Regions from separate parts of the Mus musculus genome. Here regions 2 and 3 are each linked to region 1. A link is a contact called in ENCODE POLR2A ChIA-PET data. All regions are on one chromosome and are shown on one strand. Each heading gives the region's core, a stretch centred on a gene start or an enhancer-like site at or near the end of the contact. The rest is flanking DNA. Distances are from core to core; before and after follow the strand shown. Region 1 holds the start of 2900060B14Rik (RIKEN cDNA 2900060B14 gene). Region 2 overlaps Tfcp2l1 (transcription factor CP2-like 1). Region 3 holds the start of Tfcp2l1 (transcription factor CP2-like 1).

Region 1 (2,558 bases), core at 24-2,523:
TTTGTAGTAGCCTATAGTGATTGTCAGCTGTTGCTTTTTACCACTGCTCTGTCTGTCAGAGCATCTGTCTCTGCTGTGCACCTGCGCTTTGGGGGTCTCTAACCCTTTGCTTCCTTGGGCTGCACTTGGAGCTTTCCTGTTTAATTTCTCTTGCTCTATGTACACTGAACTTTCAATGGAGCCCATTCTTTGGCTCTTAAGTTGGTTTGTTTATTATTTGGTTCTTTCAAAACAAAACAAAACAATATCTGGAAAAAGTCATTTTCCTTTTCCCAGGCAAATTAAGAAACTATAAAAAATTTGTCTTCACTGTGGCAGTTTCTCGGTATCCTTGGTTTTGGCCCTGACAGCGACGCACTGGGCAGGTGTTTGAGTTTCCCTCATATTTTCCTTGAGATTACTCACAGCTTGTGGGCTTTAAAGAGACTGTGACAGAGGTGAAGTGTGCATTATATTATACCAAGCTTACATCACCAGCATGACTTAGCATTGTTTAAGCTGACCTTGGTCACCTGGCTGAGGTAATAGTTTGTCAGGTTTCTGTACTGTAAAATTACCTCCCATTCCTACTGTGCTCTTTGGAAGGAAGCCAAACTAAGGAAACTTAAATCCTGTGGCTCAAAAGTAAGACCTTTGTTTGTTTTTGTTTTTTTGGTTTTTTTTTTTTTTTTTTTTTTGCTTTGTTTTAAAGAAAATGCTCATAAATAGAACTATTTTAAAAGTTGGGAGAAAAAAGGGCCCCGGGAAGTGGTACATGCCTTTAATTTTAGCAGTCGGGAGCTACAAGTTTGAGGCCAGCAGGGGCTACATGCTAAGGGCTACATAGACTCTGCGCCTCAAAAGAATTATACACTTTCAAGTATCTAATTCCTCCCAGTGCTGGCTTGGTGTTTGAATTAGTATATAGATTTACTTGTAAGCTGGATGAAAACCCAAATACGGAACCCTTTATCTGTATTACAACATTTTCCAAAGGGAGCGCTTCTTAGTGTATCACAGTCTTAGGGCAGCGGTGAGAAAGCTGGTCTCCAGTAATTACTGTCCGGCTGCCCTCTAGCATACAATAAAGGAACTGCGAGGAGGGCAACAGTACACACGCGGCTACTTTAATCTTTAAATGTTTAGGTAAGGAAGAGAGGTTTTGTGGTTTTTTCCAAAAATTGCACCAAGGTAAAGCAGAGCTCTAACCGATGCAGGTGTGTTGTCAGGCGTTAGCAGTACTGCCCTCACTACGCGTTCATTGGACAGTAGCGCAACCCCAAGAAAAGGATGGTTGCTTGCAACCACGCGCGCCCGGCAGCCAGAAAGCTCTAAGTCCGGGTTTGGTTGCGGTGACCACCGCAGGAGGCCTACCCCAACCTGCCCGGTGTACAGTATTTTCTTCGACTGCTGCTTCCCACGTCGAATACCCTTTCTGTTTTTCTGAAACTCCCAAGGGGCTTTCTGAAGCCTGCTTGTCTTTACCCAGAAGGCCGCGCGTCACAAGTCTGAAAATTTGCATACACGCCTTTCTGGGCGGGGCCGGAGGGAGGCTTAGAGTTAGCAATTTGGGGGGAGGGTGCGACCTGGTAAATTTGCATACGCAACTCAAGGAGAGGGCGGGGCCGCAGTAGGCTCCTCTAGGTCGTGCTGCTTCAGTGGAGTTCCGCTTCGGCGAGTTTTTCTTCCAAACGGTAGCGGGTTTTTCCGTGCCGAGTACCCTTTCCTGACCAGCCAGCTCAGTCTTCCCAGTCGCTGGGCGCCCGCGGGGACCAGCTATGTCAGCGCCATCCCACTGCACCGCTGACGCTGTGCTTCTTTGCGTTGCAGGTGGTTCTCTTGGGCATGGACATCCTGTCGGCACTGGTGACTAGGCTGCAGGACCGGTTCAAGGCGCAAATCGGCACAGGTGAGCCTTAGCTAGCATAGCAGGCTCTCATCCTTCCGTCCCACCCTGGACTCACCCCACATCGTGGCCTCACCGCCCCTAAACTGGTACCTTCCCCTCTAAACCCGAATTATTATAATATTGCCAATTGAGGATTTTTATGCCAGTTTAGACATCAGCTTGATGCCAGCCAGTACGCATTGTCCTCTCAACCTCCTCGGAGACTCAGTTTTCTTTGAAAAGTCCTACAAAAAAGGAGCCAGTTGGATTTTTCCACCGTTTAGATGTCTCTAAATCAGTGTGTTTCATGGTGGCGATGTAAACACTAAGCAATTCTGTTTATACAACTGTTTCAGTAGCAAATTTCTCTATTCTCTTTTCTTGATTCCCTTTTGTGTGCGCAGTGGGTGAATAGAATCTATGTCCTCTGTATGCCAGCAAGCAATAACCACTGAGCCACAGTGTCAGCTGGAATTCTCCACTAGTGTTCATTACCAGTGTCTGTCTGTCCTTTTCTTTTTCTGTAGCTTTGCAGTCAGTGCGCTCACTGAGAAGGATGGTGGGATCCTGAAACTTACTGTTAGGAATCTGATGTTTGAACCATTTTCCATTTCCCCCCTACATTAGCTCAGGACTCATGGATTCTCACCAGAGGCCTAACGGGGTTGGAATAGACATGGGTGGGCTGGCC
Region 2 (2,558 bases), core at 39-2,538, 190 kb after region 1:
TGCCCTGTCCATTGTCAGGGTGGACCTAGCCTTCCCATCTCCTAGTCTACTAAGGAATTATTAATTCTGCTTCATCCTGTCCCTCTTTTGCTGACTGATACTCTTTCAGAGGACCCAGCACCCATAAAAGAGCCACACAACAGCCTATAGCTCCAGTTCCAGTGGCCCTAACACCCTCTATTGGCCTCTGCAGGCATGCACACATGCACCCATAGATTTGAAAATTTTAAATTAAATCTAAAAGAAAAAAGAACTGGCTCTGGTATTCCCAGTACAGAGAAGGTAAAGACTGCTAGGTCCCTGGGGTTTGCTGGCTTATCAGTCTAGCTGGACTGGTGAACTCTTATCTCAAAAAGTATGGTGGAAAACCAGGCATGATAACAAACTCATTTAATCTCAGAAATTTGCAGATTCTGTGAGGGTTAGGGAGGTCAGTCTGGACCTAGTATGTGTAAGCCTTGAGGCACACATGGGCAGGGCAGCTGATCTAGAGGAACAGGATGACATGGGAGAGGCCGGGTGGCTGGAGATCGTCCTAGGCATGTATGTTTGAGAGGAAGGTTCCATAGATTAGATTCCCATTCAGATGAAGAAGCTCACCATGTGATCCTGGCCCACAACCCAGGCGTTAAGTGTGAGATGCCAGTGCTGTCTCTTGGGGCAGACTTAGAAACAATTCTTTATCTGGCAAGAGCTGCCTCTGCTTGGCCTGAGTGGAGGTCAGCTTGTAGAACCTGGGGCCAGTGCTAATTGGCCCCCTGGAGTGCCTGTACACTCACATAATGACCACTTGGGCCTCTGCCAACACCATCTATATTCTTCAGCAAAGGCAAGGATACTGGAAGAACCAGTTAGGGTGTGGAAGGCCCTTAGAATGTCCAGGCCTAAGGAGTGCTAGACTCTTGGTTCAGGGGCTCAGAAACAGAGCTAAGGTGAGGGAGGTAAAAACAGATCACTGGGGCTCTCTGGCCAGCCAGGCTAGTAAACTTGGCAGCCCCAGGTCAGTTGGCTAGTGCTTGAGGAAGGGCAGCTGTTGGTTGTCCTCTGGCTGCCAAATTTATGTGTATATACTGCGCTCCTGGACACACCCATACAACAGAGCTTCTGCACACAGACACGCCCACCTACATGCACACAGTGGTGAATAGAGAAGGGTGAATGACTCTGTACGGCCATATCCGGTCTGGGGTCCGGTCAGTAATCTCTGTGGTCCACATGCTGGCTGGGACCCTTCTACTGACTCTCAGGGCCCCAGGGTTTGCAGAGTGCTCTGCATGTGATTGCTGCTCAGCCACATGGTCCAAATGGTTCCATTTCTTTCTAGCTCTGCCTGTTCCGGTGTCCTCACTCAGGCTTGTTTCCACGGCAGCTCGTTCTCCCAGCTCTGAAGGCTGGGAGAGAAGAGTCACAGTGCTGGGCTGTTTCTTGGGCACCCATGGAAGGTGCTGCTGTCGGCCACTAACTTTCTGGTGTCTCCAGGCAGTCTTTGGCTTGTGTCCACATCTTTTCTTTACCTCTGACATCCTGTCTTTGTTGTCTGTCATCTCTGTGCGTCTCACTGTGCAAGTCGTTAGACTCAGGGCTGATTGTCTGAGACTGTCTATCTAGTTAAACATTCCCTGTTTACAGGACTGGATTCCCATTCAGCTCAGTGCAAAAGGAGGGTGGAGGCATTTCTCTAACTGGTTGCTTCTTTTGTTTAATATGTTCAATGCTCTGTGTGTGTGTGTGTGTGTGTGTGTGTGTGTGTGTGTGTGTGTGTGTGTTGGGGGGGTTGACGGTTAAATGACAGTTTTCGGGAGTCTCTTCTCTCCTTACACCATTTCACCAGCTCTTTGCTTTGTTTTTTGAGACAGAATCTCACCACATGACCTATGCTTGCCTTAAACTGCCAACTTTCCCTATACTGGGGTTCTAGGCTGCATCTCCATTCTCTGAGGCTCTGATAGCTGCGTGTGAAGCCATCCAGGAGTTGCTGTGGCTGCTTTGTTTTGGGATTAGGTTCACATTTATATACATGTGACTTTAGAGCCATATCTCCTCTTTGTTTCTGACGCCAGATTGGGAAAGTCTGTCCATACTAAGCATCTCATAGCAGCTGTTCATGTTAAAATAAAGCTCTGAGAAACAGATTGTTTATTTATTCTGGGGCAAGGTCTCACTGTGTAGCCCTGGTTGTCTTGCAACTTCTGCTGCTTCTTGGTCTGCAGCTTCTCCTTGTGTTTGGTGAGCCAGCGGTGCATGGCTCTAGTCTTCTTGGGTCGCAGGTCCAGGGGCTTGTGCTTCTTGCCCTTGTCGAATTTCCTGAGGTTTTCTTTTTGAGTCTGACTAATGGCAGTGAGAACTTGTGTACAACTCACATCTTGGGGAGCTTAGACACAGCATCAACGGTCACTTTGGCGACACGAAGCTGGGGCAATTCCACCTTCAGATCATTCAGTTGTTTCAACAGCTCCTCCTCCTCCTTGCTGCGCAGGTCCTGAGCCTTAACCTCGGCCATTTCTGTGTTGTTCATCGCTGAGGCCGTCTGGTTCTAGAGAAATACTTGAGTTTTAATT
Region 3 (2,558 bases), core at 25-2,524, 170 kb after region 1:
GAGGTGGTCCCTGGAGAGGCAGACAGGGAGTATCCCAAGGGTTTCTCACAGAGCAGCAACCTGTGGCTGGAGACAGTGCAGAGCCAGCAAAGGAAGGGGGACTTGTGTGCCTATGCTTGCAGGCCCAGGAAGTCTTTATAGACTCATTCAATTAAGCAGAACGTATGCCTAATGAGGTCCTGAGACATCACCCTGTGGGTTCACCTCTAGGAACTGTGTACCTTTCTGCTTGCCCATCTACCCATGGCCTACTACTGTTCACATTCAGGCAGACTCGACTTTCCAAAAGCCAATTATAAAGAACATCCAAAATCTTAAAGGAGCAGAAAGGTGGCAGGCACAGCAGCACAGCACAGGTCCTTGCTGAGTTGCATAGCCAGACTCCCATTGTAGAAGAAAAAGAAATGACTCCTGCAAGCTGTTTACACTGCACACACACTAAGGCACAGTGTCCTTCCCACACACACCCACCCACCCACCCACCCACACACAGAGACTTAAAAACAACCCTATTAAAGGAAGTGGAAAGAGAATCTTACCTCCCGTTGCCTCCCGTGTTTCTGACACCTGGACACTTCATCCCATCTCCTAAACTCTTCTGCATGTCACACGAGCCCAGTTTGTCAAAGAAGGACTGTCACAAACCTGTCTGAAACTTTCTTTTCTGATGCTTCCTAGGCTCATCTGGACTCAGACTAAGGACTGATTCTGGGCTCTGAGTAAGAGGCCCAGGCATCTCTTTTAAGTTTATTTTTATTATTTTATTTTATATACTGTGCAGCAGAAGATGACCTTGAATTTTGGATCTTCCTGCCTCTACCAGTGCAGGGATTAGAGACCTGTTGTACCACACCTGGGCTTAGAGCTTTGTGTATGCTAGGTGACTTCATGTATGATATGCTCAGTGAGCTAGTCATGGAGTTAAAGACAAGTAAAAGCAACAGAGAAAAAAGGGTATAAGGTCAGTGTTCAGAGCGAGGAAAAACAAAAACGTTAAGGGGAGTGCTTAGGTGCTCCTGGCCACAATCTCGCCCTGAGCAACTGCCTTGGGCTCAGCGTGGAAGCTCAGAGGCCAGTAGGCCACAGCGAGAGTGGCTGTGTCCCCAGGGTCAGTAGCTAAGCAAGTGCCAGCTCCCAGAAAGGCACAGCTCCGGCAGGTGCGGCTCAGCGCCTCCCTCCGGCCGTGCTAGCCGTAGGGACGGCCCTGCAATAACCACGCCCCTAATGCCACGCCCACCTGACGGCCTATAAAAGGCGCCGGCCGCAGCCCACTCAGGTTCGAGTGGGTGCTGCTTAAAGGTGGACGGCGGCCAGGGTTGCCGCGTCCAGCTCGGTGCCACGCCCCGGCCGGTGCTGCGGAAGCCTCAGCCATGCTGTTCTGGCACACGCAGCCCGAACACTACAACCAGCACAACTCTGGCAGCTACTTGCGGTAAGACGTGGCAACACCTGCCTACGATCGGGGTCCGAGCGCTGACTAACCTCAGGCCTCCAGAGAAGGGCCCTCCGGGAGGCCCCTAGGGAATGGTCGGGGAAGAGGCGCACTGATGCCCGCGGGCTGCTTCTTCGAGGTTTCCTTGCCACTCGCTGTGTCCCCAGCCGGGTTTCGTCGCCTTTCCTCTCCCTTCCCCACTCCAATAGGAGAAATAAACTTGCCTCATCTATCAGGAGCTGGAGTGTCCCGGGAAGCCAGGCCCCGCCCGCTCTTTGCTCTTCTCGGCCCTTGGGCCCACAGGTGGATAGCGGGAGCAGGTCTGCGCTGCAGCCCTGAGGGCTCGGGCTTCAGGGGGTGGCTGCCCTTGCTCGGGGTCAACTTGGTATGGCCCCTAGAAATCTCCTCTTCTGTGGGGATTTCGCTAGCGCACTTTAAGGGAAGAGGGTCCCGCGGGATTTTGCAAAGTTCTCTGAACTCCCTCTTTTAGGAAATAGAACTTCCTCACCTCCCCAAATTGCTTTGGTGACTCCGGGATTCTTTGATTTTTTTATCCCCCTCGCTATGGTGCAGCTGGCTGCAGGGCTAATAGGCAGGCATTTCTTTTTCTGAACTCGCCAGAACCAGCTTCAACCTGTCTTTATTTCCATCCTAGTCACAGTTTATTATATGTGCCGTACTTAACCCAAAGTGTGTTTGATGTGGGCTCAAGAAGACATCCCAGGGGCTGTCAGCCCTAACTACAGACCCTTAAGTGCTTCTTTGGACCCCCCCCCCAAGTCTCCTCTTTTGGATTTCTTTGTTATTTGTACTTCCTGGCTTCTGATTCATGTATGTTCAGAACTCCTCTAGGAAGACATGCCCCTTCTTAGAAAGCCGAGGGTTGGCCAGGTTTCACTGGTGTATCTTCAGTTTTTTTTTTTTTTTCTTTTAAAAAATAACTCCAAACCATTGAAAATGGTAATCAAACTAGGGACATGAGACTGCAGATCCCGGTGGTGGTGTTGAGCCCACAGTTAAAATTGCTATAGAATAAATATATGCTAACTGTATTACACTCTATAGGGTTACCTGTGGTTTCTTTTGGATTGTTGTGAGTAGCCATTAGGTATTTAATCTCATCCTA

Evidence for each region. ChIA-PET counts read pairs that join two places held with the same protein, here RNA polymerase II (POLR2A).
Region 2: POLR2A ChIA-PET joins it to region 1 with 12 read pairs in embryonic stem cell. The contact joins the enhancer-like site here to the promoter of 2900060B14Rik in region 1. POLR2A ChIA-PET finds 5 or more read pairs at or near these places in 4 of 5 experiments (Patski and embryonic stem cell).
Region 3: POLR2A ChIA-PET joins it to region 1 with 39 read pairs in embryonic stem cell. The contact joins the promoter of Tfcp2l1 here to the promoter of 2900060B14Rik in region 1. POLR2A ChIA-PET finds 5 or more read pairs at or near these places in 4 of 5 experiments (Patski and embryonic stem cell).

What each region holds. Positions count from the first base shown.
Region 1 is chr1:118,457,992-118,460,549 of GRCm38, forward strand. 2900060B14Rik (RIKEN cDNA 2900060B14 gene) reads right to left here and starts at 1,274. Exons shown (of 1, transcript NR_027901.1): 1 at 678-1,274. Clasp1 (CLIP associating protein 1) reads left to right here. Exons shown (of 43, transcript NM_001359328.1): 3 at 1,810-1,888.
Region 2 is chr1:118,649,296-118,651,853 of GRCm38, forward strand. The region is part of intron 2 of Tfcp2l1 (transcription factor CP2-like 1); the gene reads left to right. Among named protein-coding and RNA genes, the nearest start is that of Tfcp2l1, 23 kb to the left of the region's middle. Within about 2 kb of position 1,289, at least 1 of the 3 ENCODE cell types and tissues checked has a DNase peak (open chromatin) inside an H3K27ac peak, as active enhancers do.
Region 3 is chr1:118,626,671-118,629,228 of GRCm38, forward strand. Tfcp2l1 (transcription factor CP2-like 1) reads left to right here and starts at 1,275. Exons shown (of 15, transcript NM_023755.2): 1 at 1,275-1,432. The coding sequence starts at 1,371.